Linked DNA regions of Homo sapiens: all the other regions are linked to region 1. A link is a contact called in ENCODE Hi-C or POLR2A ChIA-PET data. All regions are on one chromosome and are shown on one strand. Each heading gives the region's core, a stretch centred on a gene start or an enhancer-like site at or near the end of the contact. The rest is flanking DNA. Distances are from core to core; before and after follow the strand shown. Region 1 has its middle 110 kb from the start of THY1. Region 2 overlaps NECTIN1 (nectin cell adhesion molecule 1). Region 3 holds the start of NECTIN1-DT (NECTIN1 divergent transcript).

What was found. Hi-C counts contacts between places; a loop is a spot of excess contacts on that map. ChIA-PET counts read pairs that join two places held with the same protein, here RNA polymerase II (POLR2A). Pooled maps may share reads with other maps.
Region 2: a loop to region 1 is called in a map of dorsolateral prefrontal cortex, with 10 times the contacts of the local background. The contact joins two enhancer-like sites. A Hi-C loop is called at or near these places in 3 of 168 maps with a recorded cell type or tissue (dorsolateral prefrontal cortex and posterior cingulate gyrus) and 6 of 50 pooled maps.
Region 3: a loop to region 1 is called in a map of dorsolateral prefrontal cortex, with 2.5 times the contacts of the local background. The contact joins the promoter of NECTIN1-DT here to the enhancer-like site in region 1. A Hi-C loop is called at or near these places in 1 of 168 maps with a recorded cell type or tissue (dorsolateral prefrontal cortex), 1 of 37 single-sample maps with no recorded cell type and 11 of 50 pooled maps. POLR2A ChIA-PET finds 5 or more read pairs at or near these places in 1 of 52 experiments (A549).

What each region holds. Positions count from the first base shown.
Region 1 is chr11:119,531,269-119,535,687 of GRCh38, reverse strand. No RefSeq gene overlaps it. Among named protein-coding and RNA genes, the nearest start is that of THY1, 110 kb to the right of the region's middle. RefSeq lists an enhancer at 1,502-2,031. Within about 2 kb of position 1,672, at least 4 of the 41 ENCODE cell types and tissues checked have a DNase peak (open chromatin) inside an H3K27ac peak, as active enhancers do; they include dorsolateral prefrontal cortex, where a contact is called at or near this core.
Region 2 is chr11:119,661,404-119,666,085 of GRCh38, reverse strand. NECTIN1 (nectin cell adhesion molecule 1) reads left to right here. Exons shown (of 6, transcript NM_002855.5): 6 at 789-4,682. The coding sequence ends at 1,339. Among named protein-coding and RNA genes, the nearest start is that of NECTIN1-AS1, 46 kb to the left of the region's middle. RefSeq lists enhancers at 415-951, 952-1,490. Within about 2 kb of position 1,910, at least 3 of the 41 ENCODE cell types and tissues checked have a DNase peak (open chromatin) inside an H3K27ac peak, as active enhancers do; they include dorsolateral prefrontal cortex, where a contact is called at or near this core.
Region 3 is chr11:119,727,764-119,731,826 of GRCh38, reverse strand. It overlaps NECTIN1-DT (NECTIN1 divergent transcript), which reads right to left and starts at 2,244. Exons shown (of 4, transcript NR_120587.1): 1 at 2,021-2,244. It overlaps NECTIN1 (nectin cell adhesion molecule 1), which reads left to right and starts at 2,627. Exons shown (of 6, transcript NM_002855.5): 1 at 2,627-3,352. The coding sequence starts at 3,274. RefSeq lists enhancers at 1,581-2,441, 2,442-3,303 and silencers at 2,242-2,651, 2,712-3,031.

The DNA of each region.
Region 1 (4,419 bases), core at 423-2,922:
ACAATAGCTATAGCACACACATTCTCACGTACACTCACCAAAGTCTGACACACGCACCCCTATGCCTAGGCATGCATGCATCACCTTCTCATCCCCGACCACCTGCATCCCCTGGGAATCCATTTACATCTACTCAACAGAGCGGGGAGAAGAAGGAGATAAACCTGTATCAACACTGTATTTCTATTCCTCTCTCTCCTTGTGAAAACAAAAGAGGAACAGGGCAAAGCCTCATCCAATGTTTATTGGGAATCATCTCGACCTGATCCCGGGAAAATAGGTCCTTTTCAAATCCATGGTTCAGACGCAGCCTTTCCCATGACTGGGAGTGGGGACAACAGGCTGCTCGCCGGGCTCCGTGGCTGGCAGAGGAACTTGGTGGTAAGGCTTAATTATGATTCACAGAGCTGCATTCTGGAGAGGGTTTAGAGCCACTTAATTAGTGTAGGAATATACAGTCGTAATTATCCTGAAATATGGCCTAATTAACCTATGGAAAAGCCAGGACCACTGCTCGGGGATGCCAGAGACATTAGCAGCCTATTAATATACCCAGTCTGGGCCAGGCGCGGTGGCTCACGCCTGTCATCCCAACACTTTCGGAGGTCGAAGTGGGCAGATCACGAGGTCAGGATTTCGAGACCAGCGTGGCCAACATAGCGAAACCCCGTCTCTACCAAAAATACAAAAATTAGCAGGGTGTGGTGGTGTGCGCCTGTAGTCCCAGCTACTCAGGAGGCTGAGGCAGGAGAATTGTTTGAACCCGGGAGGCAGAGGTTGCAGTGAGCCAAGACCATGCCATTGCACTCCAGCCTGGGTGACAGAACAAGACTCTGTCTAAAAAAGAAAAAAAAAAAAAATATATATATATATATAGCTATGCAGTCTGCTATCTGGCACAGCCTTTGGGGGACTCAGGACTGGGGCAGACAGAGGAGAAAGGGTTTGTCTGGGAAGATGAAATGTTTAAGAGGAAAGTGTGACGTGGGCAGGGAAAGGAGAGGGGAGTGATATTTATTGAGGACTCATAAGGGCCAAGCAATGTTTTAGTCCATCTCTTACTTAATCTTCAAAACAGTCCTTTAAGATTGATATTAAAGTTCAGGGAGGTTCATTAACTAACCCAAGGTTACACGGCCAGGAAACATTCACACTGGAATTCCCCTCTAGGCTGTGGCTGCAAAGGCCATGCTTTTTTCTCTCTTCCACACTGCCTTGGGCAGGCACAACAGGCGAGGGAAATGGACTAAACAGAGGAGAGCCCCTTTCAACCCTAAGGAGGAGGCTCTTCTGCCGTTTTAGAAAAGTGGAGTCATTCAAGCGGTTCAAGCTGTCAGTTGTGTTGTGCAGGCTGGACATTGCACAAACCCTAGGAGTCCCATTCACACAAGCTACAGGGAGAATAATGTCCCCTAGAGGGCACAGTGTATGGCCTGCACGGCCATTCACAGCAGCCCTGGGAGACTGCCCTACATGACCCTTTAACTTTCCTTCCTACCCAAGAGACCACTTCCAACTCTGGCTCTGAGCCCAGATATTGGCCCAAAGCTAGAGAAGCTACCTCTGGGATAATCCTTCATGAAGCAGAATTTGGACCCAGTCCTCTCCTGGGGAGACTCCAGCACCCAGGGACACTCAGACGCCAGGACACAAGTTCAAAGCCCTCCAGGGGGAGCCCGAGAGCCGGGCGTGCGCCGCAGAGCCTGTCTGGCCAGCAGGTTGAGGAATATTCCAACAACGTCCTCATTCTTCCCTGATCAAAGGAGCCAGGATTGAACCTGCTGTAATCATCCGTCGGGGAGTTTGCTTAAAATTCCCCTAATTATGGGAGAGCAGAAAATTGCTACGCCTCAGACTGAATAGAGAAATCGAAGGCGCCCTGCTCCCAGCTGCCTGGGGGGGGAGACACGCCAGCATGGGAACAGAAGGCGGTGGGGGGAGGCGAGGGGCAACTGAGGATGGGCGGTGGGAGAAGAACGGTGTGCTGGTCCATGCCAGGGAGCGGGAGAGGAAGGGAAGGAGCCAGCTGCACTGGGGCTGTGGTGACTGGCTCAGGTGAGGCACACTGCCTCCCCTCCAGACAGAAGGGTGCAGGGGTGAGGAGAGCAGGCCTGTGGGGAAGAAACAGCCAGCAATGCCCCCTCCCATGGCTGGAGCTGGCTTTCTGGAGAGGCTGGGGACCCCCAACTCTGGCTTAGTTTGGACTGCGGGCTCTGGAGCATCCTCCCTGCCAGGGGTGGGGAAGGGAAAGGGCTGGAGGAAAGGTCAGGGAACAGGCCGGCAGGGCAGGGCTCATCCAGGCACCCTGCTGTGGGCTCAGCCCTGTTCCAGGCACACTGAGCGGTCTAGAAGAAGGAGAAGAGGACCAGATCTCTGCCCTCAGAGGGTCTCCTTCTGAAAGGGGAGACCGGGTGAGCATCTTAACCTAAAGTAAGATTCAAAGGCACCGTACACACCAGTGCCTGGCCCTCACAGTTTCCTGAGCTGTAGGAAGCGGATGGGAGTGCACTGAACTGCATGGATCAGAAGGGGAGGCTTGCTGGGCAGGCAAGTGCCAAGCAGAAGGAAGGGGCAAAGGAGGAAGGGACCGGAGAAGGGAGGGAGAATTCGAAGGAGCCATGCAAAATAGAAGGAGATTATGGCGGCCACGTTTTGGATAAGGGGGCCAAGGCCCAGGGAGGTGGGGTTACTTGCCCAAACTCACACAGCCCATCAGTGGCTGAACTGGGGCTCAAACTCAGGTCTCAGACTCCTAGTCTGGTGCATTACACAGCCATGGAGGCAGGGGGTGGGAGTGGGGGTCTGGCCAGAAGGTGGGATGCTGGAAAGAGTGTGGGGACTTGGGCTTAAAGATCCTGCTGCATCAGCAGTCCGTTTACTGACAAGTTGACATTGATTCTACAGGAGAAGCAGTGCTCTAAAGGGTCTCTCCTTTGCTAGACCTGCCCCATTCATGAGCTCTCCGGGGTCCCCACCCCAACAGCTCCCCTACCAGGGAGAGATATACCTGGTGTCCCTCCATTCTCTCACCTGTTTCCAAGGGCCTTCTCAGTTCCTCCTGCAAGTCCCCAGCAAGTGCCTAGCTTTGGTCCTCTTGGGGCCCCAACTACACTATGTTTTTATCACTTACAGTGTGGCGAGGGGTTGAGATCCTGGGGTTGCAAGTTACAGACACCCACTCAAACTAGCATTTCAGCCCAAAGAGGCAATTTACTGAAAGAACTTAGGAGTGTCTTGTAGAAGCTAAAGGCAGGAGTGTGGTGGAGCCTCAGCAAGGAAGGATTGAGGACAGCAAAGCCACCAGGCCCTGGGAATTCCAGGTCACCATCTCTCCTGCACACCTGCTTCATTTTTTTCTGTGGGCAGACCTCATGACCCAAGGTGACCACCCACAGCTCCCAAATGTATGTGGAATAGACAGAGAACTCTCTGAAGAGACTGTCCCTGCGCCCTGACTCCAGTGCCCCAAAGACTGAATTCTCATGGGTCCAGCTTGGCTCAGGTGCTTTTTCTAATCCAGCCAGCATCAATTCAGGGGGTTGGGTCACATTGAACAAATGGCTTCGATGTGCTCACTGCTGTGTGTGAGCAGGATGGATCAGGGTTCGTGGATAGTTGGAGAGTTAACTCCAACAATTGTCCATCAAGGTAGTGAAAACAGGGCTGGGCTGTGGGTGTGCAATGGACAAGGCCTTGGGCCTGGACACGGGGGTGTTACCTGTTGCAGCAGGTGTTCTCCAGATGGTTGAGGCCTTCGCGTGCACCTGAAAGGTGAGTTATTCAGTGTGTCAGATGCTGCAGCTCCAGTGGCCAGCTGTGGTGAGGCAAATCCTCACGTGGAAAACTAGAAATGAAAGGTGGGGGCTTCAGCCTGGCCCCCAGACCTGCAGGTGCCAAGATCCTGATGGGCAGCACCAGGCGAGTCCGGGAAGGTGGGAGCATTGGCACAGGGCCCGCTGGGAAGGCAGACCAGCCCCCAGGGCTCCAGGGTGGTTGTCTGAGGCTGGGAAACCGGTACTTTAAAAACTTGACTATTTTCATGCTGTTTGTATTTGCTGTAATTACTTCCCTTTTGTTCCCCCTTAGTATTTATGGAAGTTCTTTGTGAGAATGCCAGCAGATCCCAGCAGTACTGAGAGAAACCAGCAACGGGGTCTCTATCTCCTCCTGGGCTCATGGTAAGAAAGACAAATCTCCCACAAGCCTGGGAGTGGAGGTGGCCGGAACATGGCTGGACATGGAGGTACTGGAGTTGGGGGGGACCAGGATTGCAGCCAGCAGGGCTCCTGCTCCCCTGGAGGGCCTCTCTTTGAGCTCTCTTTTGAACCTGGGGTGTCTCTGGGCTCCCTGGGAACAAGTCTGTTGTCCTGGACTCGACTGGGCTGGCTGCTAGAACTGCCCACATACTTTCGGCCTCAT
Region 2 (4,682 bases), core at 661-3,160, 130 kb before region 1:
CTTATAACCCAGGCTGGCAGCACTGCCAGGCCCCCACCTTGCCCTGCAGGCCCAGACCACAGCCAAGAACCACAGCCCTAGTTTCTGGCACCTTGGCAGCTGATTGGCACTCACGGGGCATCTCCTGAGCCAGTGCCTGGGAACCTGTTTTCCCTGTGCCCTGCAGGCAGACAAAATCAGGTGCAGAACACCTAGGTGGCTCCTGGTTCTGGGTCTTGGAAGCCAAGTTGATAGTGTTGGGGCAGAGTGACTGCCAGGTGTCTGGCAGAGGGGTATCAGTGACATTTGCACACGTTCTATGTGCAGGAGAAGCAACGATGCATCATTGCTGGGTGGCCTCAGGCAAGTTCTTTAACCTCTGCAAGCCTCAGCTCCTCAGATATCCAATGAGAATGAATGGCATACCTCCTCAGGGTTGTGGCTGTGAATGGCATGGAGTGGGCAGTGTGCTGCAGCTGGAACTGGCACACGTGTCTCACTGCACCATGAATAGGGATTGAGCTGGGCCAGCACCACACCAAGGACAGTGGGGATGGAAGACCCTGGTGCTGTGGGTACTGCCCTCTGCCTCTCCTCTTGCCTGTCTCTCACTCCAGCTACCAACGCTGCGGCATGTTAGGGCTCCAGGATGGGTGGAGTGCTGCGGGGCCTCGAACTGGAGCTGCTCAAACCTGGGGTGCAGACAGCCTGTCCTTCCTGGCCTCTCCTTTCCCTGCCTCCCTCCCACCCCCTCTACACCCCAGGAGCACACGCTGATGCTGTCCCCTCCATCTCTTTTCCTCACCCAGAATTCCCCTACACCCCGTCTCCTCCCGAACATGGGCGGCGCGCCGGGCCGGTGCCCACGGCCATCATTGGGGGCGTGGCGGGGAGCATCCTGCTGGTGTTGATTGTGGTCGGCGGGATCGTGGTCGCCCTGCGTCGGCGCCGGCACACCTTCAAGGGTGACTACAGCACCAAGAAGCACGTGTATGGCAACGGCTACAGCAAGGCAGGCATCCCCCAGCACCACCCACCAATGGCACAGAACCTGCAGTACCCCGACGACTCAGACGACGAGAAGAAGGCCGGCCCACTGGGTGGAAGCAGCTATGAGGAGGAGGAGGAGGAGGAGGAGGGCGGTGGAGGGGGCGAGCGCAAGGTGGGCGGCCCCCACCCCAAATATGACGAGGACGCCAAGCGGCCCTACTTCACCGTGGATGAGGCCGAGGCCCGTCAGGACGGCTACGGGGACCGGACTCTGGGCTACCAGTACGACCCTGAGCAGCTGGACTTGGCTGAGAACATGGTTTCTCAGAACGACGGGTCTTTCATTTCCAAGAAGGAGTGGTACGTGTAGCCCCCCTTCCAGAGCCTCTGTCTGTGACCGCTCCTCCCCAGCCCCTCCCCGCACGCCCCCTGCCCACCCCCCACCTCCCACTCCAGGAGCTGAACAGAGACTTGCCCAGCTGCCCAAAGCCAGCCCCGAACTCCTGGGGGGCCAGGGGAGCCCAGGGCAGCCACGACTTGGCTTTGTGTTTTATTTCCTCCCTCTCCTCCGCCCTTCCCCATGGTGTTGTGTTCGACTGTGGCTTTAGTGTTACTGTATCTTCCCTTTACGGGCCCCACCTGCCTGCCCTCTGTGTAGGGAGCCCTGTTCTCGTCTTGTGTACCTGGGCATCCCTCCAGGGTTTGGGGAGCCAGCCTCCCCCGCCCCCCTACACTGGAATTTGTTTGTGTTTCTTCACTGGGGGTGGAGGGCTCAAGGGGCTCTAAGAGGGAAAAGCTCCCCACACCCCCAGATGCTGCTCCTCCTCCCGGCTAGAGGGAACCCAACACCCACCAGTGAAATCTGATGCAGCTGGGAGTTTGGACCTTGGGTCTAGACAGCTGGTGCGCCCAAGAGGTAGGGGGAGGGGTGCGGCTTCTCCCCAGTTCCCAGGGAGTCTTGTTTGTTAAGCGGGGCCTTGGGCAGTGTTTTCCTGCTGAGGGTGGTTTTACATTTTTTTTCCTCATTGGCCCACAGAGAGTGGAGTTGGCCTAGCTCTGACGCGTCCCCTCTTTATCCCCAATGTGCCCCCTCCATTAGGGGCTCCAGGTGGGCTCCAGCCCACACTTGCTCTCTGCCTCTGCTGACACGTGCACACACACACACATGCACACACTGCTCCTCTCTGCCTGCTTTCCCCTGGAGTCCCATGCCCTGCCCCATCCAGACACTGCCCAAGGCCCACCCGTCTATTTCCACCTCATTCCCCCTTTAAGCTGAGAATGGGGTCTGCCTATAGAAGCTTCCAGAGACAGCTGAGACTGGGTCCCCGGTGCCTCCACCCTAGGATCTCAGGCCTGCCCCAAACTGCTTCTTACAGCGTGGAGGTTTCTCTGATTTCTCCCTTATCTAGCAACACTTGGTTCTTTTGGCTAGTCAGGGCTGGGATCCCAGGGGGATCCACCTGCAGGAGTCAGAGGTAAAGAAGCATCCACACGGAGGGTAGTGGGGAAGGAAGCCCACATGGCAGAAGCTCTGCAAACACAGTCCGAGGGACTGAGGAGTCCATACAATGCCTCACACACAAAGGCCATTGTCAAAGCCTCGGGCCTGGCAGAAAGTGAGGGGGGTGGGGCCGCTAGGCCACCTCCTGCTCAGCCACCCCTGGTCCTCATTCTGGGATGAGGGGAGGGCCTAGGAGAAGCCCTCCCTTTCAGTGCAGATTCCCTTCTTGAATGGGACATTGAGTTCCTATCAGCCACCCCAGACTGGGTCTTCCCATGTATATAATGGAGGAAGACCCCTCCCAGCCCTCTCAGTCCCCCAGCTCAAAGTGCCTCAGTTCCTCCATCTGCTCCCAGATCCCCTGGCACTCTAGACAGGCATGCCCATGGGAAGGACCCTGGGATGGAGAGGCAGGCTTCGCGGCCCTTCATGCCTGCCCACTGGGATTCCAGTTAACTCACCCCAGGGTGTCAGGGGCTCTGCAGGATGGCAAGTGTTGGGGAGGAGGGAGGCAGACCACTCTGTGCCCCACGGGCACTGACCCACCCTGCCATAGGCTTCCTAAGGGAGCCCCCCAACCCCTCCCCTCCCCTCCCTGGTGCTGCTATTGAACCCCCTGCCAGCTCCATTTCTGCCCTGGCAACCCTGGGCCCAGCAGGTGGGTCGTCGTTGTCTGGCCCTCACTGCCCTGGCCCCAGCCCAGGCTGCCCAGTAGCCACGTAGCAGAAGTCTGAAGCCATGCCAGCCCTGGTGCGGCTCTCCCCTCTACACATTTGGGGTACTGGATAGGGTGAAGTTAGGGGAGAAAATTGTGGAGTCTTTCCAGCCACAGGGCAGAGGGAGGTGGAGGAGCTGGGCTGCTTTTCCCAGCAGTATTAGTGTCCCCCAGGACAGGGGACCTTTTCCACATTACATCACTGCCCCATCCCACCTTACAACACTCTGGCCCCTCTGCTTGGTCCCCTTTTCCCCCAGGCAGGAGGCAATCCCAGGGGCCTGCCTGATAGAGGCATTTCCTGTCCCTGTCTCCTCCTGCATCTCCTTTATCCTGCACTGCCACCCTCTATTCCCCATTCTGTGTTGGACTTTGAAGGCCCCAAGCCCAGCCAAAGCACTGAGTTCCCCCTTAAGACACCTCCACACCCTCCCCACAAGCAAAGCACAAATTTTGGGGTCCATGTAGCATGGGCCACGTAGGAGGCTCCTGACTTGCCAGGGGCCCAGCCTCAGCATACCCACCGAGCAGCTGCCAGCCTGGGCTGAGGGTGGGCATGAGGCAGGAGTCAGCACTTGGACCTAGGGATGTGAGGTTTTCTGTGCCCCAAGTTTGTGGGAAGGTGGGCACTACTGCTGGGCCCACAGACACAGCCAGCTGGCAAAAGGGAGGTCTAGCCCAGCAGAGAGATGAGGACATTTTGCTTCTCCTTCATGCCCACAGCATGAGCTGAGCTTCTGCTTTGCTGGAAATGAAATAAACTTGGTATGAATTGTGCCAAGGCCTCCCCAGTTGTCATCCTGCCTCTTGTTGCCCTCCCTGTCCTTGCCCCCCACCCCACACCCATGCCCCTGTTTCCTTACAGATTTTGATATTGTTCTAATGTGTAATAGAACCAGCCGAGTCCCCTTTTATCAGAAGGGTCTGAAAAGCAGCAGCACAGAGTAGGTGAACACAGGCCTGCAAGTGCGACCACCTCAGACCCAGTACGTGTGCCCACAGTGGACACACTCACACCTCCAACACACCCACGCGCAGGCATGTGTACACGCATGTACACACGCATGCATGCACAGCCAGATGGCCACTCAGCACAGATGTGGCAGAGGGAATGGTCTGATCCTGCTGAAAGCCATTAAGGAGAAACGAATTTCCCAGTGCCCGGGCTGCAAGAGAGCCTTATAGGGGCCCTGTTTCCTGGGCATGCGCTTCCTCTGCCAGCCAACCCCCACTTGCCCAAGTCACTGGTGCAATAACTTTTCTGCCTTCCTCAGAGCAGAGAAATTGGGAATTGTGTTAGGTGGGTGTGGGCAGCTCTGCTGAGCCAAGCAGACACGGATGTCCCCTCTTCTGGGAGGAGGGTAGTGCTCCCAGGCCTCAGGAGTCCAGACAGAGACCCCCAAAGCCTGACTGCCAACAGAAACCCTCTCCTAGTGAGGGGCAGGTGGGTGTGCCCCAGGTCCCCACACCCACAGGGAGGCTTCACACACTGCC
Region 3 (4,063 bases), core at 995-3,494, 200 kb before region 1:
CTCCATGTTCTTGTACAAGCTGTTCCTTCCACTTAGGAGTCTCTCTCCTGCCTCTTTTGGTCCAAATCTGATCTGTCCTTCAGGGTCTCAGTTAAATGTCCCCTCCCCCAGCAACCTTCCCTGCTTGTTTAAAGATGATGAGTGAACAACCATACTATATCACTTACTTGCTTCCATCTTCTCCACCCAACCAATCCCCAGGCAGCCACATCTTCCCTGCTGGCCGCACCCTCTTTGGAAGCTCATTTAAGATCAGAGGATCAAAGAAGCCTGACCTAAAGATGGAGAGAGTGCAGCCGGGTACAGTGGCTCATGCCTGTAATCCCAGCACTTTGGGACACCAAGGAGGGCAGGTCACCTGAGGTCAGGAGTTCCAGACCAGCCTGGCCAACATGGAGAAACCCCGTCTCTACTAAAAATACAAAAATTAGCCGGGCGTGGTGGCACACACCTGTAATTCCAGCTACTCGGGAGGCTGAGACAGGAGAAACACTTGAACCTGGGAGACAGAGGTTGCAGTGAGGTGAGATGGCGCCACTGCACTCCAGCCTGGGCAACAGAGCAAGACTCTGTCTCAATGAAATAAAATAAAATAAAATTAAATTAAATTAAAATAAAATAAAATAAAATAAAATAAATAAAATAAAATAAAATAAAATAAAATAAAGATGGAGAGGATGGGAGGGTAAGAGCAGGGAACAAGAAGACATTGGTACATCTGGGATTGCCCCTTCAAACCATGCCTTCAGCTCCTGCAGTGTGCCTGGCACAGAGCTAAAGGCCATCACAATGAATTCAATTCAACCCTGGCCCTTAAAGCACTCAGCAGCCAGATGGGAGATTCCCAGCTGCCACAAACTAAATCTGATAGCGTGTTCCCCAGTTTAAAACCCTCCTAGCAGCTACCGGGCATGATTCACGAATCTGCAGACCTCTCCTTTCCTCAAGTCTTAGGCTCAGGCTAAACCAGTCAACCCTTTGTGGGCCCCCTACTCACCTGACTATTGCTTACCTTCATTCCTTTGCTCGTGCTGACCCTCTACCTTAAATCCAGTCTCTTTTATGTCTCTGCCCTCCAGCACTTACCTTGGTCTGATAGATGACTCACCGAGACCCTGTGTTCGCTTCCCTGAAGCCTTTACACCAACCCCACCCCGGGCTAAACTGGGCACTTTTTCTGTGACCCACCAAACCCACACAATCCCATATTAAATATTTGTTTACGACATCCGTTTCTATGTCTGTCTTCCCCCACCCTTCAACTAGATTGAGTTCCTTCAGGACAATGATGATGTCTCTGTATCCCCAAGCCAGGCACTGTGTTTTGACACAAAGAAAGCCCAGGTTACATTTGTTAAATGTAAAAGACCATACAGTGAGTGGGTGAGTGTTCATGACAATGCCAGATCTGACTACTTCCGCGAGAAACCGAGACACTCCAGGGCCGGATTCCAGACAGTGGGAATATGGCGCTGTCTTTGCCCCTTCTCCAGTGAGGAACCAGAATTTACGTGTTATCAGAAACAGCCACTTCCCCTCTGCTCCTGCCCGCCTAGAGGGCTGGGCAAAGGGTAGAGGGAGCAGTGTCCGGCCAGGGTCTGGGGAGAATTCGGCTCTCCTTAGTGGGAAACTCTGTCTGTCTTCCTCCCCCAGGGGGAGGGGATGGGGATAGGAGGACCAGAGTAAGGGGAAGAGGGAAGGCCCGGAGGGCGCAGTCGCCTTGGCAGAAATCCTACCACACCCGGATGTAGTGGGTGGTGAACGGGATGGGGCGGAGAGTCCCTGCCCTGCCAGGGACACTGACTGGACGATCCACTTTCGCGGGAATCCCACAAATCTCTCAAAACTAAGGTCCTGGAAACTGGAGGAGAGCTCGTTTTCAGGCTATGTTTGGGCAAGGGCGGGGCGCGGGGTGCTTCAATTTTTGGAAAAGGAACCCCCGAAGGGAGCAGGGATTAGAAAAGAAACTCTACCAGAAACCTCAGTGGGCCCGTCTCACCCACTCATGCCCACCACTGACTTCTCTGGCAGCTCCCCGTCGCCCCGCGCACCGCTGCCTCTCCGTGGAACGTCCAAGTGGTGCAGAGGAGAGGGATCTCCGGAGACTGGGTTCTGTTGCGAGCTATGCCACGTTCCGTCCCGGGCGGAACTCTTCTTTGGGCCTTTGTTTCCTCGTCTGTGAAATGGGGCCAGGGTGGGAGCAGAGGGCTTGCAGAAGCCCTGCCAGCTCCCACGCTGCTAGCCGGGATTCTCCATCCCGCCCTCTCCTCCACCGCCGCCCCCGGCCCGGTCCTAACTCCACCCCCACCCGCCGCGCCTCGGCGCCGCCGGCCGCTAGGGGTCACTGCCTGCCTTTGTCAGCGGAGGAGGAGGGCAGCCCGCGCTCCAGCCGGCTCCCCAGCTGGAAGGCGGCCGAGGGGTAGCTCCCGAGCGAGGGTCCTGAGCCGGACCCCGCAGCCCGCGCTCGCGATCCGCCTCTGCTTCGGTCGGGAAGGCGCGTGCGCTCGGGCTCCGACCGGGCCCCGGCGGGCGCGCATCGAGGCCAGGAGGGGGTTAACGCTAACCCCTCCCCTCTGGCTGACATCACGGGCGAGCGGGTGAGAGGCTGGAGCTCGGCGAGTGAGAGAAAGAGAGCGAGAGCAGCGAGCGCGGCTCCACATTGTTGCGGATCGCCGGCACCCGGCAGAGCGGCGGCGGCTGGGACGCGCGGCGCCTCCGACCCGTTCTCCTCGCGCCCGGCCGCGCAGCCAGAGCCACCCGGGCCGCCGACCGCCGAGCCCCGCGCCCGCCGCCTGGGCCCCGAGCCTTCTGCGCCGCCCGGGTGCGTCCCGCCACCCTCGGAGGACGGCCGGCCATGGACGCCTGCAAGTTGGAGCCGAGCGGGAGGGTGTGAGCGGGCCGGGGCCAGGAGCCCGCGCCGCGCAACCGGGCAGCCGGGCGCGCCGGGGGTGGGTCCCTCTCCCCAGCCCCGCTCTGCGTGGAAGAAGAGGGCGGGGACCGGCGCCGGGAGGAGAGCGGAGGAGGCGAAGGGGCATGACTCGTGCAACTTGCGGCGGGCATCTGCCGAGCCTCTGAGCCGGCGGCGGCCCGGGGCCCGGACTGCGGCCGCGCGGATCCCACCCAGCCCACCCCGCCCCGGCCGACGGCTGCAGCTGACCTGGATCCTTCGAGCGCCCGCCGACCGCCAGCGATCTTCCCTCATCTTCCGGGCTGGTTTCTGCTGCGCGAGGAGCGCTGCCCTCGCCGCCCCTCTCGCCGGACCCCCGGCCCCCGATGGCTCGGATGGGGCTTGCGGGCGCCGCTGGACGCTGGTGGGGACTCGCTCTCGGCTTGACCGCATTCTTCCTCCCAGGTAAGAGCGCTCACCTCTGCTGTCCCCACCCCCATCCAATGCCTCCCCGGGGCTGGGAGCCGGATGGCGGGCACGACTGGATTGTGGGGAGTGAAAGGAGCCAGAAAAGTTGGGTCACGGCTTGGGTAAAGGGGGTGGGAGGTGGCACGGCGGAGAAAGAGGTTGAGAAGCCGAACCGCCTGCCCTGCAGGGAAGCAGTCAGATGCACGTCTCTATGTAGCATGAAAGCACTTTCTCCGCTCAGTTCTTTACAAAAAATAATAATATGTAATAGCGTTCTGTTTATTTAATAACCAGCTCTCTGCTCGGGAAGCAGTTTGGAAACACTGCGTGTTACATAAATGCAAAATAATCACCGTAATCACCGTCTTGGGGTGGGAGACAACAGCCCCAGGGGGAGGGCGTCAGTCTCGGAGCTGCGGGTTTGGAGTATGGCGGGGGGGCTTCGTCTCTTTCGGCGGCCCCTTTGCCAGACGGCTCAGGACGCTCGGGCCCCCTCCCGCCCCACACCGCCCCACAGCGGGCGCGGAGAGTCGGCTGCTGCGGCAGAGGCGGCTCCTCGCTCACCTGCGGTTCCTTTCCTGGAGGGTGAGGCCGGGGCAGCCTCCTCCCGGCCTGGCGCGGGACCGGGCTCCCCCTCGGAACTCTGCTCCCAGCTCTGGGGGCTCTCCCTGGAGGAGACACCGCGGGCTTCCTGCCATCCAAGTAGCT